Regions from separate parts of the Homo sapiens genome. Here region 2 is linked to region 1. A link is a loop called in an ENCODE intact Hi-C map of the cell type or tissue named here. Cell type or tissue: GM12878. All regions are shown on one strand. Each heading gives the region's core, and the rest is flanking DNA. Links, peaks and the distances in the headings are about the cores only. Region 1 has its middle 6.4 kb from the start of MSGN1. Region 2 overlaps VSNL1 (visinin like 1).

Region 1 (8,337 bases), core at 284-8,283:
TATTTTGTTGCAGCAGCAGGAAGGGCCTGAGACACCAGGTGTGGTGCAGAACAGGGCCAATGGGGTGCAGGTACCTAAGGAAAGGTGACGGGTGAATAATGAGAGTCATGAAGATAGAATGGGGAGAAATTGTTTGCAGAGCTCAGAAAAGAAGACATGAAGAAAAGGCTACTGCTAAAGACAGGGTTTCCTTTTATGAACATATAAAGAAGCACAGTGTAAAAAGTAAAACAAAAACTTGAGACAGGCACAGTGGCTCACACCTGTAATCCCAGCACTTTGGAAGGCCAAGGCAGATTACTTGGGGTCAGGAGTTTGAGACCAGCCTGGCCAACATGGTGAAAGCCTGTCTCTGCAAAAAATACAAAAATTAGCTGGGCTTGGTGGTGAGTGCCTATAATCTCAGCTGCTTGGGAGGCTGAGGCAGGAGAATCACTTGAATCCAGGAGGCAGAGGTTGTAGTGAACCAAGATTGAGTGATTGCACTCCAGCCTGGGCAATAGAGCAAGACTCTCTAAAAAAAAAAATTAGAAAGGAAAAACTTGAGTATTAATTGAGCCATGTGGATCACAATCTTAATTGCTCATTGCATGCATGTTATTTCCTACAGCAGGTGTGTTGATGGGGACCCAGACTGAGAAGCACCTGAGTTAGCCAGTGAGCGAGGGGCTTCTCTCAGGTTGAGAGTCAGCTTCTCCCCAGCTTGAAGGCTATTCAAGCCCCCAGCTTCACACTCCTCTTGCTCATAACCCTCCTTTCCCTGCTCCTCCAAACTCACTCTGTGCCAGCCAAACCAGCCCATGTGATGCCCCAAGCCCTGGAACCTTTTTGGACCTGCACACTCTTGCAAGTGCAGTTTCCTCAGCTGAGGATGCCTTTGGCTCCCTCAGGTGCCCAGAGGTCAACTTCGAGAGCCTCCTTCTGTGTGAGGCTTTCCCTGAGTCCTGCAGGGAGCATTGGTTCCTGTCATGTCTTTACCTGTGTCTCCCTCATTTGGCTGTGAGCATCTCATCTCTGCAACTCTTTATCCAGCACAGCACCATGCCAGGCCCACTGGAAGAGTCAAGGCTGAGATGTGACTCAATTTTCTTCCCTGTCCCCCTTTTCTGGTCTTGCAGCTCCTACCATCATCATGTTTCTTTATTCTTTGTTGCAGTGATTGGGTCCTCAGCCCACTGCCTGTCTCTCAGCACTCCACAGAACATATCAGGTCTTTTGATGTTGGCTAATATCCTTGGAACTTAAATTATTTAAATAGTATCACTTTCTCTTTTAGGAAGTAAATTAAACATGCAGTAAAAGTAGAGATAGGGGTCTCTTGGGGGATGCAAATTCTTGAATTGTGAAGGGGAATAAAATTCTGTTCAAGGGGTTTCTATTTCCACTACACTACACTACATGAAGACGTTGATTATTTAACCTGTGCATACTAACTAGATTCAAAATTCAGGAAGGTTCAATGCAAAGTCCTCCCTGAAGAACAGGCCCACGCTTGTAATCACAGCACTTTGTGAGGCTGAAGTGGGAGGACTGCTTGAGCCCAGGAGTTCAAGACCAGCCTGAGCAACATAGTGGGACCCCATCTCTACAAAAATACAATTAAAAAATTGGCTAGGCACAGTGGCTCATGCCTGTAATCCCAGCTCTTTGGGATGCCAAGGCAGGCAGATCCCTTGAGCCCAGGAGTTCGAGACCAGTCTAGGCAACATGGTAAAACCTCATCTCTACAAAAAATACAAAAATTAGCCAGGCATGGTGGCACTCACCTGTAGTCCCAGCTACTTGGGAGGCTGAGGTAGGAAGATCACTTGAGCCTGGGAAGTCAAGGCTGCAGTGAGCTGTGATCATGCCACTGCACTCCAGCATGGGCAACAGAGTGAGAACTTGTCTTGTGAGAAACAAAGTCACCTGTCCAAACCCAAAGAATGGACTTAGAGACCTGGAGAACAGCGAAAGTGAGACTTTTAATGATGGTCTTGCAAGATCAGGTGTCTGATGAGCAGGCACACCCAGCACAATTTCAACAAGCAATTTATCCCCTACTGCACAGGTCCCTCCCCTGGTTCCTCATAGGCTGAGTACTATGGGGTCACGATCTTCCCAGATGTCACCTATTGATTGTTGCATAGTGGCTTTAGGCGTGTTTGTTTGTTTGTTTGTTTGTTTTTAGGGTTGTCTTGCTGCATTTTGTTGCAGCCCACAATGCATTGCAATTCTAGTTAGCTTAGGGGCTTTTCAAGTATTTGACTTATGACCTAAGTAGCTGGGCAGGCTGATAGGAACAGACAAAATTAGCTATTTTGCAGGCTAGTAAACTTTTAAACTAAACTTTTTTTGGTTTGGGTAAGGGCAACTAATGGGGAGCAGAGAGGGGAAGAAGGGGAAAGCCAACAAGTAGGCATCGACTATCCAAGCAGGGGCCTTGTATATCCTGTTTCTTCTGTAGTTTGCTGACCTAAGCCGATTCAAGGCACTTTGTCTTGGAGATGGACCACTGTATACATTATTTCCTTCAGTCTCAAAAAGAAAGTAAAAAAAAATATATCTTTTAAATAAAAAAATTAACCAGGCGTGTTGGTGCACCTGTAGTCCCAGCTACTCAGGAGGCTGAGGTGGGAGGACCTCTTGAACCCAGGAGACCAAGGCTGCAGTGAGCCTTGATCGCATCACTGCATTCCAGTCGGAGACAGAGCGAGACCCTGTGTATTAGTCTTTTCTCACATTGCTAATAAAAACACACTCGAGGCCGGGCGCAGTGGCTCACGCCTGTAATCCCAGCACTTTGGGAGGCCAAGGTGGGCGGATCACGAGGTCAGGAGATCGAGACTATCCTGGCTAACAAGGTGAAACCCCATTTCTACTAAAAAATACAAAAAATTAGCCAGGCATGGTGGCAGGCGCCTTTAGTCCCAGCTGCTCAGGAGGCTGAGGCAGGAGAATGGCGTGAACCCAGGAGGCAGAGCTTGCAGTGAGCTGAGATCGCGCCACTGAACTCCAGCCTGGGTGACAGAGCAAGCCTCTGTCTCAGAAAAAAAAAAAAAAAAACACTGGAGACTGGGTAGTTTATAAAAGAAAGAGGTTTAATTGACTCACAGTTCCACATGGCTGGGGAGGCCTCACAATCATGGCAGAAGGTGAAGGGAAAGAAAGCAAGATATGTCTTACATGGCAGCAGGCAAGAGGGCACGTGCAGGGGAATTCCTCTTTATGAAACCATCAGAATTTGTGAGACTTATTCACTATCATAAGAACAGCACAGGAAAAACCCGCCCTTATGATTCAATTACCTCCCACCAGGTCCCTCCCAGGACATGTGGGAATTATGGGAGCTACAATTCAAGATGAGATTTAGGTGGGGACACAGCCAAGCCATATCACCCTGTCTTGAAAGAAAGAAAAAGAAATGTACCATGGAGCACATTTTGAGGATCCCTTTGGGGGCAGAGTTTAGAGCATTTTTACGTTTTCCCAGGAAAATCTTGGGAACCTGATTAGAAGTTTAAAAACTTGGATTCTGGTGCCAGCTCTAATAGTTATGATATTAGGTCATGCTAAACCTTAATCTCATTTGTAAAATGGTCATAGCAATCTCCATTTAACCTCATATATAGTGAAGTATAGGTAAGAATTAAATAGGATAACATATGGGAAATACTTTGTAATCTCTAAACCAACATAAAGACAGACCCAGTATAGACAGAGCCAGAGAGAATGAAAGAATATTCATGTTCCATACCATGTGGGAAGAAAGTGTAAAGGGTATCACAATGTAAAATATGCTCTCATTTATAGAAATCCTAATAAGATGTTTGGACACCAAATACAAAGCTTCTTCAGATGAGAGCATAGACGGGGGAAAGACAAACGTAGAAACTTTTCTGTTGTTTGTTCACCGCTGCATTTCTGTTCCATAGACTTAGTATTGTTAAAGAAATGGGTCAGGCATTATTCGAGCATGTTGGCATGTGCCTGTAGTCCCAGTTATTCAGGGGACTGAAGCAGGAGGATTGCTTGAGCCCAAAAGTTTGAGGCTGCAGTGAGCTTTGATTGTACCACTGCACTCCAGCCTGAGCAACAGAGTGAAACCCCATCTCAAAAAAAAAAAAAAAAAAGGCAGACCTGGGCTCTGGGCTCTGGGCTCTGGGCTCTGGGCTCTGCACCCAATTATGTGACCCTGGGCACATAATTACTTTTTTTCTTTCAGCCTATTTATTTATAAAATGGGCTAATATTAGCTATTGTGTAGCATTAGCTATCAAGATTAAAGCAGAAAACACATATAGAGGCCTTGGCACTGAGCCTTGACACCTCAGATGACAGTTCCACACTGCTGTTTACTGGACTGGAAACAGCCCATGGCTGTGCTTTCTAAATATACTTCTATCTCATCAGCGACCTGACCTCCAGCCCTGCCAGGCTTCCCCACTTAATTTAATGAAAAGAAACACGAGTCAGTAGCATTCATGTGGAGAAGAACGTAACTAATGGAGAGAAGGTCAATAGTTGGCAAACTCAAGAGACAAACAAATAATTGTCTTTTTTCTCCAGCCTTCTCAGAAGTTTTTCTGCTTTCTTCTTCCTCGGAATTCAAGGGTCTCTCTGGGACCAAAATATCAAGACCTTCCAGGCTGCTCTAAGAAGGACACTGCTTCAGCTTCACTGTTTTACTGGCAAGAGAGAGACTGTCTCAGGTTCCTAGCAGGAGGGCGAAAGGAGTGAACCAGGCTCTGGTTCCTGTCTGGCCAGCGTGGGCTGAGCCCACAGAGTCAAGGCTCCTCCTGCAGCCTGGAGTGTGTAGGAATTGTCAGAGGAATCTAATGACACCCTGGTGTAGGCACCTAGCATACTGAGCCATTGTAATAACCTTAGAAGCCCAAGTGCATTTGCTTACCCATCTTATTTTGCTGTTGCTTAAAAAAAGCAACGGTTTTAATGTAAGGGTAATTCTGTGGACTTGACAATTTGCAGAGAATCCCTCCACCCCTGATTTGGCCTCTCTCCCTTGCCTCTCTCCCAATTAGCTAATGTGGCAGAAACTACAAGCAGAACAAAAAAACCTCAGCCCGGTGTGAATTGTGGAACACTTTACTGAACACAAATGAACAGAAGACAGATTTCCTCTGCAGATTAAGAAAGACTCTAGGCGCCAGCAGAGGAAGTGAAGAGAATTTCTAAGAAAATATTCAGGGTGGAGGCAGGAGTTCAAAGGGAAATAATTTAAAGGTCAAGACAAATAGTCCCTTCTGAAATGCTTCAGATGGTGAAAGATGAGGGCCCAGAGGTAGGGAAGCAGAGAAAAAGTGGAGAGGCTCCAAGAGTGAGCATTTGTTTAGAATGCTCTCCCACTGCCAAGCCCTTTGCCTAGGCCATCATCAGAGTGAGCTAGAAAAGAAGGCGACATGACTGAGGGAAGTAACCTGAAGTTTGGAGTTAGAGCTGAACTCACTAGCTAACTAATTAGACATGTGCCCCTACCTGACCAAGTGGCTTTGCATAGCTTAACTGGCCTAAACTTATTTCCTGGTCCTCAAAATACAAATAATGCCCATCTCCTAGGGTTGTTAGGAGAGTTACATGAAATAATAAATGTAGAAGTACTGACCAGAGTAGGCATATGTGAACTGTGGTTCTGCAACCCTTTCCCTGTCCAAGCACCAGAAATAACTTATTCCTAATCTTGAGCTTTGCCCAGGCCAGATGCTTTGAAACACTCCCTGGAGGATTGAGGGACCTATTCCAGCTATCCTCCCGATAAGGGAGGCGACTCCACTGGGGACTGGCAGGAGTCAAACACTCATATACAGCTGCCTATCGTGTACAGCAGTTGTGGTTGCAGCCTGGCAATCTGGGAAGGACTCAGTGGGAAAAGAGAGTAGAATGATAGATAACAGAGGCTAGGAAGGGGGTGTGGGTGAGACAAGGCTCTGGGCCACAGGACCCCTCCCAGGAAGCTGCCATCTTCTCCTGGTTTTGCAGACACCTACCCTCTAGTGGGTCCCTTAGAAGTCCTGAGGGCATACCCAGCTAATAGGTGAGTCTGTGACATTAAGGGATATTTTGAAACTGAGGACAGGAAATACCTCCTAATTCATTCACAGTATTTGGTGCCCAGGACAACCAAAATTGCCCAAGCTATTTATAAACCATTGTTAATACTTGAGCTTGAAAAATCAAAGCCAAGAGCATTTGAGTCCCACTCATTTAAAAACGGTGAGGAAAATAGCATTTGAACCGAAAGTTGATTTTTAGAACAGCTGGTTCTCCCTTACCCCAATACCCTCCTCCTTCTCCAACACAAAAAACACAACCCACACATACACATGCATGAACACATACATAGGTGAACAAATACGTATATATGTGCACACACATACGCTCTCACATGAACACCTGTACATGTATGTGATAAAGTTCCTTGGAGAAAGTCTTCATATTGTTCAATGTTTTCTAGCTTTTTCTCTAAAACACCAAATATATGAGAAGCTGATGAAAGTTTATATACATAGAATGACATCTTAGCAACTGTGCCTCACCACCACCCACCAATCCTTGATGACAAGCTACACAGAAATAAAATTAGATTCCTTCCACACACTATAGACAAAAATGAATTAAAGGTATTTTGAAGACCCATAAATAAATAATAAAACTGTAAGAGTATTTACAAAACATCAAGAGAACACTTGGACAACCTTGGAACTGGGGAAAATTAAGCAAGGGAGAAAAACACATAAGCCATGAAACAAAAACCAAATTTGATCATATAAAAATGAAAAGCTTCAAAAAAAATGATGCCATAATCAAGATCATAAGACATCATCACCGGGCGCAGTGGCTCACGCCTGTAATCCCAGCACTTTGGGAAGCCAAGGTGGGCAGATCGCCTGAGGTCAGGAGTTGGAGACCAGCCTGACCAACAGGATGAAACCATCTCTACTAAAAATACAAAATTAGTTGGGCGTGATGGCACATCCCTGTAATCCCAGCTACTTGGGAGGCTGAGGCAGAAGAATTGCTTGAACCTGGGAAGCGGAGGTTGCAGTGAGCCAAGATCACGCCATTGCACTCCAGACTGGGCACCAAGAGTGAAACTCCGTCTCAGAAAAAAAGAAAAAAAGACATCATCAAAACAAATATGCTGGAGGTCAATATGTTAAGTAAAATAAGCCAGGCACAGAAGGATAAATATTGCACGTTCTCACTCATATGTGAGAGCTAAAAAAACTTGATCTTATGGAGGTAGAGAGTAGAATGATAGCCTGGGCAACATGCTCTACAAAAAATACAAAAATCAGCCAGGCATGGGGGCACATACCTATAGTTCCAGCTACTCAGGAGGCTGAGGCAAGAGGATCGCTTAAGCCCAGGAATTTGAGGCTGCAGTGAGCTATCATCGCACCACTGCACTTCAGCCTGGGCAACAGAGTGAAAAAAAGAAAGGAAAAAGAGAGTAGAATGATAGGAAACAGAGGCTGGGAAGGGAGTGTGGGTGGCGGGAGGGGTGGGTAGGGGATAAAGAGAGGTTGGTTAATGGATATAAGCATAGAGTTAGATAGATAAATAAATTCTAGTGTTAGATAGCAGAGTAGCGTGACTATAATTAACAACAATGAATTGTATATTTCAAAATAGCTAGAAGCAAGGACTTGAAATAGTCCTGAAATGATAAATATTCAAGGTGATGAATACCTAAATACCCTGACTAGATCATTACACCATTACACATTCTATGCATGTAACAAAATATCAAATGTACCCTATAAATATGAATAAATATTATGCATCAATAAAAAAGAAAAAAGAATACAATATAAAAAGATTGGAAGGAAATATTCCAGTACATAATATACAAAGAACTCTCTCAAATTAACAAGAAGATAAAGCAATAGAAAAATGGCAAATTTATAAACTAGCAAGTTTTAGAAGAGGAACCAAAATGAACAATGGTCACATAAAATAAAGACGCTCCACCTCAAATGACAGACAGGGAAGTTAAAATTAACACAACAATGAACAATTTTTATCCATTAAAAATTCATAAAATTGATAGTATCCAATGAAAATGTGGGGCAACTGGTTCTGTCACATAATACTAGGAGGAGTATACATAACTACAAACTTTTATAGAAGTGACATAACATTATTTATTAAAATTTAAAATGTGCATACTCTGATCCAATAATCCCATTTCTGGGAATTTTTCAAGCTAATGAACACATCAGTAGATAAAGCTAGTTGTCTATAACCTTTGTTATAGCATTTTTGTCATAAAAAACCTGAAAATAACTTAAAAATCATTGAAAAGGTGACTCGCTTAAGAAATTTTGCAGAATCTGT
Region 2 (8,337 bases), core at 253-8,252, 160 kb after region 1:
TTAGTAGATACAGGGTTTCACCATGTTGGCCAGGCTGGTCTCAAACTCCTGACCTCAGGTGATCTGCTTGCCCTGGCCTCCCAAAGTGCTGGGATTACAGGCATGAACCACCGCACCCGGCCAGTATTTTGAATGGAGTGTCAAGGCTACAGAAGGCAATATTTGAGCAGAGGCCTGAAACAAGTGATAGAACAAGCCATGAGGAGGAAAATGTGCAAGGCAAAGCTTCCAGGCAGAAGAAATGAGTGCGTGGGGCTTGAGATAAGAATGAACTTCATGTCTAGGAATTGTAAGGCCAGTGTTGATAGAGCTTAGTGAGGAAGGAGGATTGGTAGGGGGTGAACTTCAGAGGTAGGCAGACCGAGATCATTGGAGGCCCTAAAATTATGGTAAGTAACAGACCTGGTGTATGCATTTTAAAAGAATCCTTTGGCTGCTGTGTGAATAGATTAAAGTGGAGCAAACATGGAAAGAGTATGAGCAATTTGGAGACTTGCAGTGGTCCAGGTAAGGGGTCATGGTGACTTGGACTAAGGTGGTGGAGACAGAAACATTCAGATTTGAAATAGAGAGGCAGCAAGACTTCCCGATGAGAATACTGGAGTTGTGAGAGAGGAATCAAGGATAATTTTCTTGGGGCCTGAGGCCTAAATAGCTGGATGAATAATGATTCATTCACAGAGGCAGGAACAATGCAGAAGTGGAGGGAGTAACAGACTGCCCTGTGGAGAGATGAAAGCTCTGGGCTGAGTATGCAACCTTGAGGTAACTGTGTGAATACTAACCAGCTAGTTAATCACCTACTTGATGGGTAACTTTACATTGGTAAATGTAAGAACTTGGAAAATAATAATATAACTTAGGATACTGAAGACCTGCAAAATGCTGGGAAAAAATTCAAATTGCATGCCCAAACTATGTGGGAAACTTAATTGTTTTCGAAAAAGAAGCTCAGGAAACAGTTTCTCATTTTACTTAGAAGCTCTGATTGACCATTTCTTGCTAGACCCCTGTACATCCTTTGCCGTGAGGCTCTCTGAAGATGTCTTTTTAAGCCTGTGCTTTACTTCTTGATGTGATTTCCAACCGTGTGGAAGAAATAAGCATCTGGACTCTAAGAAACTAGTTTATATTCATCCAGAGACTGTAACCCTGAATGAATGAATTACAGGAAAAATGAGGCCTTAAAGCAGTATGATTTCCCTTTTAAAATAGTTAAGAGTTATTTACAGAATGAGAGGAAATATGGAAACTTAGGACTTCTAAATGCAGAAAGAGTTGAGGCTAGACAAAGTATAGAAAATCAGACACTTGGGGGGTTGGCCAGGCATGGTGGCTCACGCCTGTAATCCCAGCACTTTCGGAGGCTGAGGTGGGCAGATCACCTGAGGTCAGGAGTTTGAGACCAGCCTGGCCAACATGTGAAACCCTGTTTCTACTAAAAATACAAAAATTAGCCAGGCGTGGTGGCATATGCCTGTAATCCCAGCTACTCGGGAGGTTGAGGTGGGAGAATCTCTTGAACCAGGAGGTGGAGGTTGCAGCGAGCTGAGATTGTGCCACTGCACTCCAGCCTGGGTGACAGAGCAAGACTCTGTGAAAAAAATAAAAAAGACACCTGGGAGCCTTTTCCCTTCAGAACAGCAGCAGGGCTTAAACAGCTAATTAACATGGTAATTAAAATGGCAGTTGAGTGTAAGCTAGAACCAGTAGAACCCAGGCCCAGTTGATTAAAGGAAGCCCGCAGTTAGTCCTTTCTGAAGGAACCGCAGTAGCTGGTTAGGATATCAAGGTCAGCGAGGATTCAGGTTGCTGAGATACAATGTGTGTTTAAATGGAACTCAGTCGCAGAGGGTTTAGTTAAATGTGCACATCAGCTAATGGCTACCTTCAGCACTGGGGCATGCAGCAATCACTTATTTCCTTTTATCTTCATTCTTTATCCACTGTAACAGGTTGTATTTTCCAAAGATGGCCACAAGGATAAATCCCGCCCATGTTCTCCCAGAACCTTGCCTTACAGAGTCTAATTCTCTTCTTAATCTGGTTAGATTTGTAACTCTCTTATAACCAACAGAATGCAGTGAAAATGATACTTTGTAATTCCCAAGGCTGGGCCAGAAAGGCAATGAAAAGGAATGAAAGTCCCGCCTTGAGCTGTGGAATACCCATGCTGGAGCCCTGTGCTGGCGTGGAGGCAGTCCGACTTCCCTGAGGCGGCCACAATGAGAAAGCCTAAACTAGCCCATTTGAAGAAAGCCTGAGGCTGCATGGACAGCGAGAGATGCCCTGCCAGCCCTCGGTTGCTCCAGACCCTCTGTTTCACCATCTCCCTATAACTACCTGAGAGGTCCCAAGCCAGGCTGCCCAAGTGAATCATTTGAGAATTCATGGCCCACAAAAACTCAGAGATAATTCAGTCATCATTTTAGGTCACTAAACTTTGTAGTGATTTGTTATACAGTGATAGTAACTGGTATCTGGAAGTATAAGTACCAAAATAAAAATAAGCTATGTGGCACTCGGTGGAAGGGCCTCGAGACTGTGCATGAATCTAAAGGGCCTTGCAGAAGCTGTTAGCAGAGGCCTGAAGTCTCAAGGATATTTTTGGGGAGAGCTGAAGGAATTGAGAGTGGGAGAAAAGGTGTTTGGCAATACTGATGCCATGGTAACATGGAAAATAGGAGATGTACCCAATAAGTAAGGTGATCTAGCCAAGCAGATGTCTAGACACAGTATGAAAAGGACCCCTTGGCTGCTCTTTGCTGCCTGTGACACAATGTGAGAAGAGAGATGAATGAAGAAAAGCAATTGCATATAAAGGAGGTGAGACTATTTCTCATTCCCAGACTCTCTTCAAGGGGAAAACTGATTTTCAAATACAAAATGGCTTCAGTGCAAAAGTCCAATCCAGGATGGGACTGTAAGATCCTCTGTGAGGACCTCAGAAAGATGTAAGGCAGTATTTTTAGACCTTTTCAGACAGGCAGCAGTCTGCCTTCTAAAGATGTGCCTTTCAGGTTCCCTCCATTAAACAGTAGGGCTTCTCTGATTATTAGGGGTGTTCTCACAATGAGCCTCTGCTAATGGAGTGGATTTCATAAACTGACACTTGAGAAACCCATAAGGTTTTTAAAAGAATGTCAGCTTAGACCGAAAGACAAAGAGACAGTGCAAAATGAAGAGTCTTTCTACTCCTGGAATTGTATAGGCAGGCAGTAGACTGAGAAAACTACTCAGCTGTAAACACAATTTTTTTTTTTTTTAATGAAAAAGAAAGGATGGCCCAGAGGGTAGAAACAAACACAGAAAGCAGAGCGAAGAATCATGGAGAAAAAACCCCAGAGAGTAGGACCAAACCCTAGTCAAGGACCTTACAGGGTGTACCTGGCTGGAATTTCAGAACTGCCATAGACCAGAGATTGCCATGTGCTTTCCCTTTCCCCGTTTTTGGATAGTGTGTCTATTGCGGTTATTCTAAGCCTGTACCACCATTGCATATTGCATGTGGAAGGGAAGAGAGGAGATAATTCTCTCTCTCTTTCACAAGCCTTTGGATCATGAAGAATGTGACTCAGTGTGCTATAATTGAAGAACCACATCTGAGGAGCTTTATATGATGAGATCTTGGGCCTCAAGCCTGACCCTGAAGTCGTAATGGTATGAGACTTTTGTGGTTTCTTGGGAGGGGATGAACAATCTTGCATGGGAAAGGATGTGAACTGTGGCCACAAGGTAGACTGTAGCAGATTGTTTTCCAAAGATGATGGCAACAGTATCTTTTATGCCACATAATTCGTCTAGAACCTTGCCTCACCCCATCAAGAGATGGAGTCTGATTCCCTTCTTGAATGTGGATGGGCTAGCGGCTTTCTTGTTACCAGTAGAATACTGTGGAAGTGATACTTCGTGACTTCAGAGGCTAGGTCAGAAAAGGTGATGAAACTTCCGACTTTGCATGAATACTTGTGCTGGAGACCAGAGTCCCTTTGTAAGTAGTATGACTCCTCCTGAGACTGCAAGCGCAGAAATCCCCAATCAGCCCCCAGCTGCTCCAGGCCCATTTCAGCTCCAGCTGCCACCTGACTGCAACTGCATGAGAGACCATGAGGCAGAATCATCCATTTGAGCCCTTCCTTTTCAATTTTCTGGCCCACAGAAGCCAGGAAGAATAATAAAATGATTGTTTTCATTTTAAGCCACTAGGTTTGGGGGTAGGTTGTTATGGAGCAGTAATAACTGAACCCACTCCCATCACCACCCAATCCTATAGAAACCATTATAATATGGTATTTCCTTTTATTTTATGTGACCTTAGAGTTCTTTTGTGAGAATGCATCTTTTCATTTATGTATGATTATAACACTGGGAAATATATTTTGCTCTTTTTCCCCCCATTCAGCATTTTTTAAATGTCCCTGTCCCTGTGTCCATCAGTCTGTTGTTTCCAGCTGCTGTGTAGTATGCCATAGGGTGTATCCACCGTATTTTCCTTACCTGTTTCTCTAGCAACAAACCGCTAGATTGCCTCCGATACCCACCTCGCAACCATCCTTGGATATGTCCTCTTATAGCCCTCAGTGGGAGTTTCTTGGGATAATACACCTGGAGTGGGAATGCTGGGACAGAGGGAATAGTATACTTCTAGCTACCCGCTGCTGGCCATCTCTCCAGGATCACTGCACCAGTCCACACTCTTACAACAGCAGGGACTTAGGCAAATAACAAGATGCTTGCTTGCTGGCCCAGCTTCTACATTTTATTTATAAAAACAACCAGTGAGTCTGCTAGAGGGTTTGTTTTCCATAAGCGCCCCAGATACAGTTCACTTCGTTTCACGAAGTTCTTTCTTCAGATGTCACCTCACCAGCCTATAGGGAAGGGCCACCAAAGTATCCCATCCCTCTCCTCCCTGTTATCCTGCCCTGCTCTTCTTCATAGGTATTATAATTCGCCATTTGTCTGTGTGTGTATTTAGTGTGTATCCCTCTCCACACAAGAATGATGTTAGGTGCACAGTAGGTGACCAGTGAAGAATTGTTATGAATGAATTACTCAGGGCCTGGTTTAACCGGGTGCCATTCTGAAGCAGTCCACATCTCCTCACCTACCCGTCCTCACTTAGTGAGGAAGGAGTCTTGAGATGTACTGAGCCTCCCTGATCTCTCCCTGCCTACAGTTTGGGCTCAACATGCACAAGGGTGAAGGGTATTAGGACATTCTATTCACTTGTAGGACTATCTTGTCAGGGCAGAATTTTGGTTCTATCAGTGTTTCAGGACCACTGGTGTCCTAAGTGTTTGTAATGAGGTCACCATTTCTTGTTAAATGAATGAATAGAATCATTAGACCCTAGTTTAGTGTTATGTAATGATCCTAAGACAAATAAAGAATGGTAAAAAACGAATTCGGTAAAAAACGAATTTGATAAAAAGTACTTGAATAAATAATATAGCACTAAACTGTCTGTTACTAAAGCCACTAGCTATATGTGGCAAATTACACTTAATTACAGTATAAAATTCAGTTCCTTAGTCACGCTAGCCATACTTGAAGTGCTCAGTAGCCATATGTGCAGTTATAGCTAGCGTGCTGTGCAGATGTAGACCTTCCCATCATCAGAGAAAGTACTACCGGGTAGTGCTGTGTAAAAAACTCAACTCTCTAGGGGGGCATGTTCTGAAAATGCAAACCTGCTTTTAGAGGTTTTGATGGAATCTCTTCTGCCTCCTTCAAGATCAAAAGAGTCAGAGTTCTGTTCTGTTATTAAAAATAGCTACTTCTGTTATTTTTTGCCTACTTTAGATTTGGGAAGACAGATGTCTTCTTTCCTACTGACTTATGTTGGGGGACACCTGCAGCCTACCTGCTGTGTGTGCACAGCTCCACGTAGTTGCACTGAACATACGTTGTTAGCACCAAAGTCACACTGAGATAAAATTTATTGTCATAGAATGAACATTTTTTTTTCGGAATGAACAAATCTGTTTTACTTTTCACATGCCATGTTCGTTGTCCCTCTTTTGGGAGCCTGGATGAAAAGTTGGAAAGTTGCTTTTTTCCCTTTTGTTGTCATTAATTCTTCAAATTCCAAAGTTGTATATTTAAGAGTAGATTTAGTAAGTTGTTGCTAGCAACTGCTGCAATTTTAAAATTATAAAATAAGAATTAGGGGGAAAATCAATTGTTATAAATTTATTTGGGACATTTATTGCCACCACATTGGAAGCCTTTGAAAATTCAAACAGAAACCAATACACTTCCATCTTTTTTACTTTCGATAAATAATATCTTTGTGTATATGTATATATAGATAGATATACTTAATCAATAAGTCATTTAGCAGGGTTTTTACATTTTATACTGCATTCATCCAAAACAGCTCTTTCCAGATCGATAGGATGCAAATGAGGTAAGAATTAAGGCAAACCCAAAAGGCATGCAAATGTAGTACATTTATATTCACTGATAATACAAGCTTCTGTGGTGTGTGGACCAGACACAGGAGCCAAGGGTCCCTCTGTGTCTGTCCAATAGTATTTTACAGGAGGGTAGTGACATAGCTTATAATTAAGTTACATTACCATGGGGGTCTCAGTGCTACTAACATTATGTAATCAAGGAGATACGAGCATTAGCAAAACATGAACAAGAAGTCATATAACTCTTTGCAGCACATTTCTGCCCAGGCTTTGGAGGAAGAGGGATTTTTATGAAATGATATTACACATATCACATTGTGGCAGGTTGTTTGTTTTGTTTTATATATGCTTTTAAAATTCATTAGCAAATGACATTCTCATGCACACGAGTGTTTCAAACACAAGAAGCAAGTCCATTTATAGGTAGTCCAAGCAATATTTGTGTGTGTGTGTGTGTGTGTGTGTGTGTGTGTGTGTGTGTGTGTGAATAGCTGCAGACTGAATGGAACATTGAGACTTTTGTGCAGTCCATAGCATTGACATCAGCTCATTTCTGGATGTCGCACTGCAGAAGTAATACAATGGAAGGGTCGCTCTTTGCAGCTTCTTTGAATTCATCCAGTGTAATCTGGTCATCTTTGTTCTTATCCATCTTGCTGAAAATCTTGTCTACTCGCTGCTCAGGCGTCAGGCCATCCTCATTCATTTTCATCATGATCACAGTGCCTACCATTTTGTAGATAGCCTTGGGGAAAAAAGCATTGTAGGTGATATTACCAGAAACCCAGGAGGACAGAGAGCTCTTCTTGCCTCCCTTTCACCTGACGGGATCCCACCCATCCTCCAAGCCTCAGCTTCCCTTTCCCCAGAGGAGTTTCACTCCTTGTGCTGCAAGTTTCTGTGACAACCCATACCATTTCCCCCAACAGAATACATCTCACCTTTATTAAAATAACTGCTTTGTCTTCCCCACTAAAGAGTATGTTCTATGGAGCTAGGAAGCACGTGCTCCTGTAAGTCCAGGGCTTGGTATGATGCCTGGCACATCACAGGTCTCAATAAATACTGATCAAATGAAAAAGCTTTAGCTGCTGGAGCGTGGGATGTGGGGCAAGGGGCAGTAGGAGGGAGGGCCAGGTGAAGTGTTGAAAGATGAAGCTGGAGAGAGGGAAATGAGAAGCAGATCACCGAGTTTTCCTAGGATAAGATAAAGAATTTAACTTTATTTCAAATAAGTCCTTAAATGCTATTGAATAAGAGATGACATAATCAAATATGGGTGAGCCTTGTGACCAACTGGATATAGAAGAATTTGGGGTGGCTTCCAGGTTTTTGGCTGGAGGAAGTGGTTAGAAAGGGTGGCTCAATGGTGAGATTAGAAATAATGGATTAGGAATAGGTTCAGGGAGGAACATGATGGGCTCAGTTTTAAACATTCTGCATCTAGGTGCAGGAAACAGTCAAAAAGCACTAGCCTTGGGGATTTAGGAAAAGAAGAATTGTGGGGCCAACTGATTAGAAACTTAGAATCTAGTAAGACAACCAAGCCAGTTGTACCATTAAAATTGAACTCTGCAAGAAGTTAGTTTAGGGAGAGTTGTGGAGCAGGGACTCTGTTTATAAGTTAAAGAATAGAGTGAGAAGATTTCAATTATCCAGACCAACTAACTGTATACAATTAATTCTTGATATGAAATTTCCAAAGTATAAATTATTTCCTTTCTTAGAAAAGTGCTTTAAAAATAAATGCCCATCTATACAAAGACTTGCATGAGAACATTCATAGCAGTATTATTAATAGCCAAAATGTGGAAATGACACAAGTGCTCATCAACTGTAAACAAATAGGATACAGCTATACGGTAAAAAAATATATACTATTTTAGCAACAAAAGAGAATGAATATGCTACAGCA

What was found. Hi-C counts contacts between places; a loop is a spot of excess contacts. Peaks named below come from ENCODE experiments on the same cell type or tissue, not always from the same donor. Only the 100,000 strongest peaks of a DNase experiment are listed, where the experiment ranks them.
Region 2: it touches region 1 in a loop (2.2-fold over the local background); 4 of 110 quality-filtered maps call a loop at or near these places.

Annotation. Positions count from the first base shown.
Region 1 is chr2:17,818,686-17,827,022 of GRCh38, reverse strand. No RefSeq gene overlaps it. Among named protein-coding and RNA genes, the nearest start is that of MSGN1, 6.4 kb to the right of the region's middle. RefSeq lists enhancers at 4,633-4,682, 4,733-4,782, 4,853-4,902. In GM12878, for the core only: no CTCF peak of the experiment used is centred there; no DNase peak of the experiment used is centred there; H3K4me3 peaks cover 964 bases; H3K27ac peaks cover 1,771 bases.
Region 2 is chr2:17,654,027-17,662,363 of GRCh38, reverse strand. It overlaps VSNL1 (visinin like 1), which reads right to left. Exons shown (of 4, transcript NM_003385.5): 4 at 5,346-7,167. The coding sequence ends at 6,970. Among named protein-coding and RNA genes, the nearest start is that of SMC6, 96 kb to the left of the region's middle. RefSeq lists an enhancer at 4,022-4,111. In GM12878, for the core only: no CTCF peak of the experiment used is centred there; DNase peaks (open chromatin) are centred at 3,753 and 3,823; H3K27ac peaks cover 2,130 bases.